Linked DNA regions of Homo sapiens: region 1 is linked to region 2. Evidence: read pairs that join two places in POLR2A ChIA-PET (ENCODE). Cell type or tissue: B cell. All regions are shown on one strand. Each heading gives the region's core, and the rest is flanking DNA. Links, peaks and the distances in the headings are about the cores only.

Region 1 (5,371 bases), core at 312-5,311, 59 kb before region 2:
AGAGAAAGGAGTCCCCAAACAAATTATCTTAAAATTTGATGCCTGTGCAGCAATCAACAGTGACCCATATGGAAATAGAATAAGATGTGGCTCTCTAGATTGGGAAAGGGGCTATATAGTAGAAAATAAGTATGTTTGTCATGAATTAGGACTGTGAAGTGATGAATGTAGTTACTGGTCCTGTGTCATTTAGGCCACCTGGAAAAAAAGATGAGAAGGACCCTGTCCGCCTTCAAAAAGGAAAGAGTAACTCTTCCTGCACTAGTGGTCACTGTAACCCATTGAACTACTAATTACCAATCCCCTTGATCCCTGCTGGAAAACAGGAGAGTATGTAACTCTAGGAATCGATGGAACTGGACTGGATCCCTGAGTAAATATTTTAGTCCAAGGGGAGGTCCACAAGCGATCTTCCAAACCAGTGTTTCAGACCTTTTATGATGAGCTGAATCTGCCAGCACCAGAGCTTCCACAAAAAAGGACAAAGAACTTGTTTCTCCAGTTAGCAGAATATGTAGCTCATTCCCTCAATGTTACTTCCTGTTATGTATGTGAGGGAACCACTATGGGAGACTGATGGCCTTGGGAAACCCAAGAATTAGTGCCTACTGATCCAGTTCCTGACATAATTCCAGTCCAGAAGGCCCAAACTAGCAACTTTTGGGTCTTGAAAACCTCTATTAATGGACAATACTGCATACCTAGAAAAGGAAAAGACTTCACCATCCCTGTAGGAAGGCTCAATTGTCTAGGACAGAAGCTGTATAAAAGCATAACAGGGACACAGGGACAGTCACCTGGTGGGGTCTAAACCATACTGAAAATAATCCCTTCAGTAAATTTCCTAAATTACAGACTGCTTAGGCCCATCCACAATCTCATCAAGACTGGATGGCTCCCGCTGGACTATACTGGATATGTAGGCACAGAGCCTACACTCAGTTACCTGATCAATGGGCAGGTAGTTGTGTCATTGGCACCATTAAGCCATCCTTTTTCCTACTGCCCATAAAAACAGGTGACCTCCTAGGTTTCCCTGTCTATGCCTCCCAAGAAAAGAGGAGCATAGCTATAGCAAATTGGAAAGATGATGAGTGGTGCCCCGAAAGGATCATACAGTACTATAGGCCTGCCACATGGGCACAAGACGACTCATAGGGATACCATACCCCCATCTACATGCTCAACTGGATCATACGGTTACAGGCCATCTTAGAAATAATCACTAGTGAAACTGGCAGAGCTTTAACTCTTTTAGCCCAGCAGGAAACCCAAATGAGAAATGCCATCTATCAGAATAGATTGGCCTTAGACTATTTGCTGGCAGCTGAAGGAGGAGTCTGTGAAAAATTCAACTTGACCAAGTGCTGTCTGCAAAGAGATGATCAAGGACAAGTAGTCAAAAATATAGTTAGAGACATGACAAAGCTGGCACATGTACCCATGCAGGTTTGGCATAGGTTTGATCCTGGATCCCTGTTTGGAAAATGGCTTCCAGCTCTAGGAGGATTTAAAACTCTTATAATAGGAATGATAATGGTGTTAGGAACCTGCATGTTACTCCCCTGTATGTTACCCATATTTCTCCAGTTACTAAGAAGCTTCGTTATCACCTTAGTTCATCAAAAGACCTCAGCACAAGTATACTACATGAATCACTATTGATCTGTCTCACAGGAAGATCTAGATAGTGAGGATGATAATGAGAACTCCCACTAGTGAGTGAGGTTCTCAAAGGGGGGAATGAGGAGAGAGGCCATTTCTCCTACTGTCCCCTATCTCCAAAGAAAAGGAGGAAGTAAAAACTGAAAAAATAACAGACTGATCAGCACCACTGGCCAGGCCCGTAGGTTAAAGATTAACCCACACCCTAACCGCTTGTGCTATCTATAGATCACAGACAATGGTATGGAGAAACACTTGCCTTGCTCACCACCCCCACCTAGCCATGTACCCCATGCTTGTTCAATCTATCACGACCCTTTCATGTGGACCCCTTAGAGCTGTAAGCCCTTAAAAGGGCCAAGAACTCTTTCTCTGGGACTCAGTTCTTGAGACGCAAGCCTGCCGATGCTCCTGGCCGAATAAAGCCTCTTCCTTCTTTAACCCAGTGTCTGAGGGGTTCTGTCTGCGGCTCGTCCTGCTACAAAATGATCCTGAGATGGGATGAGTTGGGATTCCAAAAACAGAAGCACTAAATGCCAGGGCGATAAGCCCAAAATGCATATTGGGGGAATTTACATACAGAGTGCTGCAGAGACAGATCGCTTGTGGACCTCCCCTTGGACTAAAATATTTACTCAGGGATCCAGTCCAGTTCCATCGATTCCTAGAGACAGCACTCTGTCCTTATGAGGGACAATGAGAGAAAAGGGGTGTTCTACTTAGGTATGTCCACAGCCAAAGGGTCACGGTATGGAGTTTATATGAGGCTTTAAGGAATTTGTTCAGGGCTAGGGTCAGTTTCTTTCAGTGCTTGGGCAACAACCCAGATACCTTTATCAGTGCCTGGGAATGTTCAAGGCCTTGGTTTGGGTTCAAGCCTGCTGAGAAAAACCTGCAGCTCGCTGGGTGGAAGAATGGCCAAAGCACTCTGTGATTTTAGGTCAGAACACAAAAAGAAAGGAGGAGGAACTCAGGGATCCTACACTAGGTGTGGACCTCTTTGCATTTATCTTACTTGTTCATTGAACTTCTTGGATGTGTAGATTAAAATTTCTCCATCAGGGACCCACGTGGTGACTCATGCCTATAGTCCTAGTACTTTGGGAGGCTTAGGTGGGCAGATCACTTCAGGTCAGGAGTTCAAGAGCAGCCTGACCAACATGGTGAAACCCTGTCTTTACTAAAAATACAAAATTAGCCAGGCATGGTGGTACATGCCTGTAATCCCAGCTACTCAGGAGGCTGAGGCAGGAGAATCGCTTGAACCCAGGAGGCAGAGGTTACAGTGAGCCGAGATTGCGCCATTGCCCTCCAGCCTGGGCAACAAGAGTGAAACTCCGTCTCAAAAAAAAAAAAAAAAAAAAAAAAGGCCAGGCACAGTGGTTCACGCCTGTAATCCCAGCATTTTGGGAGGCCAAGGCGGGTAGATCACCTGAGGCCAGGAGTTTGAGACCAGCCTGGCTAATATGGTGAAACCCCATCTGTAGTAAAAACTACAAAAACTAGCTGGGAGTGGTGGTGGGCACCTGTAATCCCAGCTACTCGGGAGGCTGAGGCAGAGAATTGCTTGAACCCGGGAAGTGAAGGTTGCAGTGAGCTGAGATCACGCCACTGCACTCCAGCTTGGGCAACAGAGCGAGACTTCGTCTCAAAAAAAAAAAAAAAAAAAAGGGAAGAAAGAAAGAAAGAAAGAAAGACAAAAATTAGCTTAGCATGGTTGTGGGCACCTGTAATCCCAGCTGCTCAGGAGGCTGGGGCAGGAGAATCACTTGAACCAGGGAGGTGGAGGTTGCAGTGAGCTGAGATCGAGCCACTGCACTCCAGTCTGGTTGACAGAGGGAGACTCCATCTGAAAAAAAAAGAATAAAGAAAGTTTCTCCATCAGGCTGGGCATGGTGGCTCATGCCTGTAATCCCAACAGGTTGAGAGGCCTAGGATGGAAGATCCCTTGAGCCCAGGAGTTTAAGACCACCCTGGGCATAGCAAGACCACATCTCTACAAATAATAATTTTTTTAAAAACCTGGGCATGGTGGTGTGTGCCTGTAGTCTCATCTACTTCGGAGGCTGAGGTGGGAGGATCGCTTGAGTCTGGGAGGTTGAGGCTGCAGTGAGTTGTGTTGAGCCACTGCACCCCAGCCTGGGTGACAGAGTGAGACCCCATCTCAAAAAAAAAAAAAAAAAAAAAAAACAAGTTTCTCCATCAAATGTGGGAAGTTTTTAGCTGTTATTTCTTTGGATATTTTTTTCTGTTCCTTCCTGTTTAGTCCTGATAACTAAGTAACAAGGAAGGGGCCCTAGTTCAGGAAGGGCCCCAGGATGGGGAGAACAATGAACAATTGTTCTGAGAGATGGCTAATCACAAACAACCTGCTGGCACAATGACCTCATTCCACCAGGTAGGCCCCTCCAGCATGAACCTCCAGCCCCCGCCTCTTGGCAGACAGCCCCTTCTCTGCTGCCTGTTGTACCCTGCAATGTATCTTCATACTTTCTCTAACAAATCTGCTTTTCTTTTTTCCTTTTTTTCTTTTTTTTTTTTTTTTTTGAGACAGAGTTTAGCTGTTGTTGCCCAGGCTGTAGTACAATGGCGTGATGTTGGCTCGCCGCAAACTCTGCCTCCCAGGTTCAAGCAATTCTCCTGCCTCAGCCTCCCAAGTAGCTGGGATTAATTTTGTATTTTTTTAAATAGAGACAGGGTTTCTCCATGTTGGTCAGGCTGGTCTCAAACTCCTGACCTCAGGTGATCCTCCCACCTCAGCCTCCCAAAGTGCTGGGATTACAGGCATGAGCCACCATGCCCAGACTTTTTTATTTTTTATTTTTTTAAATTTTTTTGGGGGGGACGGCGTCTCCCTCTGTTGCCAAGGCTGGAGTACAGTGGCGCAATCTTGGCTCACTGCAACCTCCGTCTCCTGGGTTCAGGCGATTCACCTGTCTCAGCCTCCCAAGTAGCTGGTATTTCAGGCATGCACCACCATGCCTGGCTAATTTTTGTATTTTTAGTAGAGATGGGGTTTCACCATGGTGGCCAGGCTGGTCTCAAACTCCTGACCTCAAATGATCCACCCACCTAGGCCTCCCAGTGTGCTGGGATTACAGATGTGAGCCACTGTGCCTGGCCTAAATTTGTTTTTCTTTTCTTTTATTTTCTTTTTTTTGAGACAGAGTCTTGCTCTGTCGCCCAGGCTGGAGTGCAGTGGCCCGATCCTGGCTCACTGCAAGCTCTGCCTCCTGGGTTCACGCCATTCCCCTGCCTCAGCCTCCCGAGTAGCTGGGACTACAGGCACCCACCACCACACCCAGCTAATTTTTTTTTTTGTATTTTTAGTAGAGATGGGGTTTCACCGTGTTAGCCAGGATGGTCTCAATCTCCTGACCTCATGATCCTCCTGCCTCGGCCTCCCAAAGTGCTGGGATTACAGGCGTGAGCCACCACGCTGAGCCAAATCTGCTTTTCTTTACCTACGACTGTCTTGGTAAATTCCTTTACTGCTTGCAACACAGGCCCCAGCTACTCGCAGCCATGATACTTCCTGTCTTCACTTCTTTTATGTATGTATGTATGTATGTATGTATGTATGTATGTATGCTTAATGTTCCCCTTTCATCTCGCATGTCTCCACTTCTGCTGCTATTGCTGTTACTTGTGTGTTGGTGCACCTAATGGTGTCCCATATTTCTCTGATGCTGTGTTCATTTTTCTT
Region 2 (5,299 bases), core at 300-5,299:
AACCCAGGAAGCAGAGGTTGCAGTGAGCCGAGATCGTGCCACTGCAGTCCAGCCTAGGTGACAGAGTGAGACTCCATCTTAAAAAAAAAGAAAGAAAGAAAAAGAAAAACCAAGAGAGTGAGAGGAAGAAATTGTGGGTTTCACTAGAAAGTCACAGGAGAGGGCAGAGAAGTGATTGCTGGTTTGGCAAGATTATTATTCATCAGTGGTCTGGTTAAGAGCAGTCCCAAAGACACAGGAGTGACAAACACCAAATTGAATTGAGTTGAATATGGTCTGGGACATGAGGAAGTGGAGTCTGAAGAAAGCCAGATGATTGGCCTTGTTGAGGAGCACAGTAATGGAATCATGCCAAGGGGAGTATATAGGGCCAAAATTCACAAGTAAATATATACATGGGAATTGACGACACAGTATCTGAAACAACCTAGGCAGCCATCAGTTGGGGAAGGGCTGAACAATGCTACATAATATCATGAACCAGTTAAAAAGGATGAGTTAAAAAGATGTTCTTATATATTAATATATGAAAAAACAGAAGCATCAAAACAATACTTCAAAAAAAGTAAAGGGGGGATTTCATCAATGTGAAACCCTGATTGTATTAAAAGTATGAGATTTCTCTGTATTTTTTCTTTAATATTCAGTCTTCATAGACTGTCAAAAATTGCCAATGCCGACTATATTGCAAGTCTTCGGGGCGGGGTATTGGGAAGTTTCCAATTAGCAATATCCACACCTTGGCTAAACCTCATTGGCTATGATACTGCCACTGCAAAAAGCATATTTCTTTTTTTTCAAGAATATTCTTTTTTTTTTTTTTTTTTTGGAGACAGGGTTTCCCTCTGTTGCCCAGGCTGGAGTGCAGTGGCGCGATCTTGGCTCACTGCAACCTCTGCCTTCTGGGTTCCAATGATTCTCCTGCCTCAGCCTCCCAAGTAGGGGACTTACAGGTGCCCGCCACCACGCCCGGCTAATTTTTTGTATTTTAGTAGAGAGGAGGTTTCACCGTGTTACCCAGGGTGGTCTCAAACCCCTGAGCTCAGGCAATCCACCTGCCTCGGCCTCCCAAATTGCTGGGATTACAGGCATGCACCACCATGCCCAGCCCTTTTTTTTTGAGACGGGAATTTCGCTCGTCTCCCAGGCTGGAGTGCAATGGCAGGATCTGGGCTTGCTGCAACCTCCGCCTCCTAGGTTTAAGTGGTTCTCCTGCCTCAGCCTCCCCAGTAGCTAGGATTACAGGCGCGTGTCACCACGCCCGGCTTTTTTTTTTTTTTTCGAGACAGAGTCTCACTCTATTACCCAGGCTGGAGTGCAGTGGTGCGATCTCTGCTCACTGCAACCTCCTCCTCCTGGCTTCAAGTGATTCTCCTGCCTCAGCCTCCCGAGTAGCTGGGACTACAGGCACGCACCACCATGCCTGGCTAACTTTTTGTATTTTTAGTAGAGAGGGGGTTTCACCATGCTGGCCAGGCTGATCTCGAACTCCTGACCTCATGATCTGCCTGCTTCGGCCTCCCAAAGTGCTGGGATTACAGGCGTGAGCCACCGCGCCCAGCCTATTTATTATTTCTTAATGTAAAGTTTAATTAAAAATCCTTCCAGCCGGGCGCAGTGGCTCACGCCTGTAATCCCAACACTTTGGGGGGCCGAGGCAGGCGGATCACCTGAGGTCAGGAGTTCAAGACCAGACTGATCAACAGGGAGAAACCCGGTCTCTACTAAAAATACAAAATTAGCTGGGCGTGGTGGCACATGCCTGTAATCCCAGCTACTTGGGAGGCTGGGGAGGCTGAGGCAGAAGAATCCCTTGAACCCGGGAGGCGGAGGTTGTGGTGAGCCAAGATCGCGCTAATTGCACTCCAGCCTGGGCAAAAAGAGCCAAACTCTGTTAATCAAAAAAAAAAAAAAAAAAAAAAATTCCTTCCAGTATGCATATAATTTGGGGCCTTTTTTTAAAAGCTTTATCATAGGTAGGACCTCTTTTTTTTTTTTTTTTTAACCCAAAGCATTCATACCTTTTACTATCAAAAAGCTATTTTGTATTTTGTAAAAATAAAAGCAGAGGCCGGGCGTGGTAGCTTAAGCCTGTAATCCCAGCACTTTGGGAGGCCGAGGTGGGTGGATAACCTGAGGTCAAGAGTTCGAGACCAGCCTGACCAACATGGTGAAACCCCGTCTCTACTAAAAATACAAAAATTAGATGGGCGTGGTGGCGCACGCCTGCAGTCCCAGCTACTCCGGAGGCTGAGGCAGGATAACCGTTTGAACCCGGGAGGCGGAGGTTGCAGTGAGCCGAGATCGCGCCACTGCACTCCAGCCTGGGAGACAGAGCGAGACTCTGTCTCAGAAAACAAAACTAAACAAAACACAAAAGACAAAACTCAGAGCTGGCGGGGTTGGGGGGACAGGGTGGGGAGAAAGAAAGCGAAATCTGTTCCTTGGCTTCCCGGAGCCAAGGAGGTTTCTCCACTTTCAAGGTCTCCAGGTCCGCCCCCGCCTGTAACCCCCAGCGCCGCCCCTCTGGAAGCCTGGGAGGACTGTGTGTTGCGAACCGGGGCGGCTACTCTCGGCCGCCGCGGAGGTCCGCGTCTTGTTAGCAGGGAAGGTTTACTCCCCCATTGTGGGTGACCAAGGGGCTGAGGGCTTGGCCGGTTTCGCTTTGCTGGGGGCAAGGCACGCTCTCTCTCCCCACCCTTCCGGGTTCCCTCAGACAGTCTCGGCCTTGAGGAACCCCCTTCGCCTCCGGTCCCCCAGCCAACCTTCCTCCGCTCCCCGCGCCCTCCCCGGAGAACCCCACTGTCACTCGCGATGCTCCGAAGACCCGGGAACTAGGCGAGGAAGGCGGTGGCCGCCTTTTTCCAGCTGGGGTGAGTCATTTCCTGCGACAGGCTCCCTCCCCCGGAAGTAGGGCCTGATGTAAACACCCGAGCCGGGCTCCAAGGCCCGGGAGGTCAGAAAACCGGGCCGCGGGCGGCACCGACAGCTGGGGCCCGGGTCAGGGACACGCGGAGGTCAGGCCGGTGAAGGCGGCAGGAAGCTGGAGCACGATCCCAGGGTTGGTTGGGTCTGGGGGAGGCTGGAAGTCTTTCGAGTAGGGGTCTAAGGCAGAGGTCTTGAGTGGGTGCTGGCGTTGGAAGGAGCATGCGGCTGGTCTTGGGAGAGGGGCGAGGCATCCCGGACAGAGTCTTGGAATGGAGGTGCAAAAAAGGGGTGTTGAAAGTTGGAGCTGTCCAGAGAATAACTCTAAGGCAGAGCTGTCCAAAGAAAGAGCATGAGGCATTCCAGTGGAGGGTGTAACTGAAAGAAAGGAAGGAGATTTGGACTCTTGGAGGATGGGGGAGGGAGTATGTCTGGCCAGAGTTATTGGGGAGTTGAGGATTTGAAGGGAAGTTGGGGGCTCTATGGCAGTAATCTTAGTAGGGGACTGCGCAGGCATCTTAGGGGTTGAGGTTCTCCTAGGTAGGAGTTTTGGGTGGTTTGTTTTGGGCAAGGGTCTTAGAAGGCAAGGGTGCCCTGGGGCGGGGTCTTGGATAGGGGTCTAGAGGGGGAATCTTAGGAGGATGGGGGGGGTTCCTGGGGTTGGGTCCAGGCCAGGTTATGTTGTAGTCAAGGACAGCAGAACACAAGGAAGGAGATGTCCCAGGGGTGGAAAATTTAGAGTGCTAGGGGGAATCCTAGGGTAGAGTCCCCAGGGCATAAGCCAATCTAAGGGAATGTCTAGGCTGGCCCTGAAGGGTAGTTACCAAGGCATGAGAAGGGGTCATCCCAAGGTAGGCATCCTGAAGGAGTTTGGGGAAGCCGGTTGAGGGGGAAAGGTGTGAGAGGACTCTGGGGTGGTCAAATAGGTTGGGGTACAGTTAGAAGGGTATGAGCAGAGGAGTTCCTGGGGATGGCAGACCAAGCATAGCAGTCCCAGGGCCAAGTCAGGGAGGTACAAGAAGTGCATCTCCTAGCCCACTTTTGTCTATTTATTGAGAGAGTCCGGTGCTAGGTCAGGTTTGAAGATGAGAAATGGGTTGGGAGTGGTTCCAGGCCATGTCTGGCATTGGGATCAAGATTGGCTGGCGGTGGGGAGGAGATATCACGGGGGCACCCCCTATCACATTACTTCCTGACAAGTCAGTGAGGGCCAGCATGTAAAGAGGAGGTGTGGGGTCCACGTCAGTGTGGGCCTGGAGCTTGCCAAACCTGAAAGAAGGAGGGTTCCTGGCCATGTTGTTTGGGATCTTGGGAGCTTAGAGCAGAGACCCTGGGACTCTCTGTTTTTATCTTTTTCTTCCCCCCGAGACGGAGTCTCGCTCTGTCACCCAGGCTGGAATGCAATGGCTCGATTTCGGCTCACTGCCATCTCAGCCTCTCGGGTTCAAGCAATTCTCCTGCCTCAGCCTCCTGAGTAGCTGGGATTATAGGTGCCCCCCACCACACCCGGCTAACTTTTGTATTTTTATTAGAGACGGGATTTCACCATGTTAGCCAGGCTGATCTCAAACTCCTGACCTCAGGTGATCCACCCGCCTTGGCCTCCCAAAGTGCTGGGATTACAGGCATAAGCCACCACGCCTGGCCTGTTTTTATCTTTTTTGCAGTCACTCCAGAGTCAGTAGTTAGCAGAGTAGGAGGAGGAAATCAGGTGAGGCAGAACTTGGAGGGGAGATTCCAGGACTCTTCTCATCTTTATCCCATTTGTATGCAGAGGAACAATCCTGCACCATGACTCAACAGCCACTTCGAGGAGTGACCAGCCTGCGTTTCAACCAAGACCAAAGTGAGAGAGGATTGGGCCTGTACCCTTGTGGGAGGAAGCGAGGAAAAGAGGGGTCAGAAGTGGGCCATGGGCCCCCAGCTTCCTACCTGGGCATTCTTTAAGGCAGTCTGGATTCCTTCCATCCCCCAGGCTGCTTTTGCTGCGCCATGGAGACAGGTGTGCGCATCTACAACGTGGAGCCCTTGATGGAGAAGGGGCATCTGGGTGAGCTGTTGGCAGGGGAGGGGCAATGGGCAGAAGAGCTGGGCTGGGCGTTGGCTCCCACCTCCACTGACACCCTGGTCCCTGTCCAGACCACGAGCAGGTGGGCAGCATGGGCTTGGTGGAGATGCTGCACCGCTCCAACCTTCTGGCCTTGGTGGGCGGTGGTAGTAGTCCCAAGTTCTCAGAGATCTCAGGTAAGTGCCCTCATCCTGCCCTTTGGCCCAGATTTCTCGGATTCCTGGCCTCCCACAGGCACCCCAAGGTACTGGCAGATGAAGACGTCAGAGTACTTCAGAGTCACACAGAGAGGAGGCCTACAGCTTG

Evidence for each region. Peaks named below come from ENCODE experiments on the same cell type or tissue, not always from the same donor. Only the 100,000 strongest peaks of a DNase experiment are listed, where the experiment ranks them.
Region 1: POLR2A ChIA-PET joins it to region 2 with 12 read pairs; 6 of 35 experiments call an interaction of 5 or more read pairs at or near these places.

Annotation. Positions count from the first base shown.
Region 1 is chrX:49,136,340-49,141,710 of GRCh38, reverse strand. It overlaps LOC105373195 (a long non-coding RNA gene), which reads left to right. Exons shown (of 3, transcript XR_007068230.1): 3 at 1-2,106. Among named protein-coding and RNA genes, the nearest start is that of GPKOW, 15 kb to the right of the region's middle. In B cell, for the core only: no CTCF peak of the experiment used is centred there; no DNase peak of the experiment used is centred there.
Region 2 is chrX:49,077,513-49,082,811 of GRCh38, reverse strand. It overlaps WDR45 (WD repeat domain 45), which reads left to right and starts at 2,925. Exons shown (of 11, transcript NM_001029896.2): 1 at 2,925-3,061; 2 at 4,700-4,771; 3 at 4,901-4,975; 4 at 5,065-5,169. The coding sequence starts at 4,717. It also overlaps the pseudogene RNU4-52P. RefSeq lists silencers at 2,156-2,225, 2,468-2,762 and enhancers at 2,468-2,762, 2,474-2,974, 4,424-5,299. In B cell, for the core only: no CTCF peak of the experiment used is centred there; a DNase peak (open chromatin) is centred at 2,721; H3K4me3 peaks cover 1,739 bases; H3K27ac peaks cover 2,289 bases.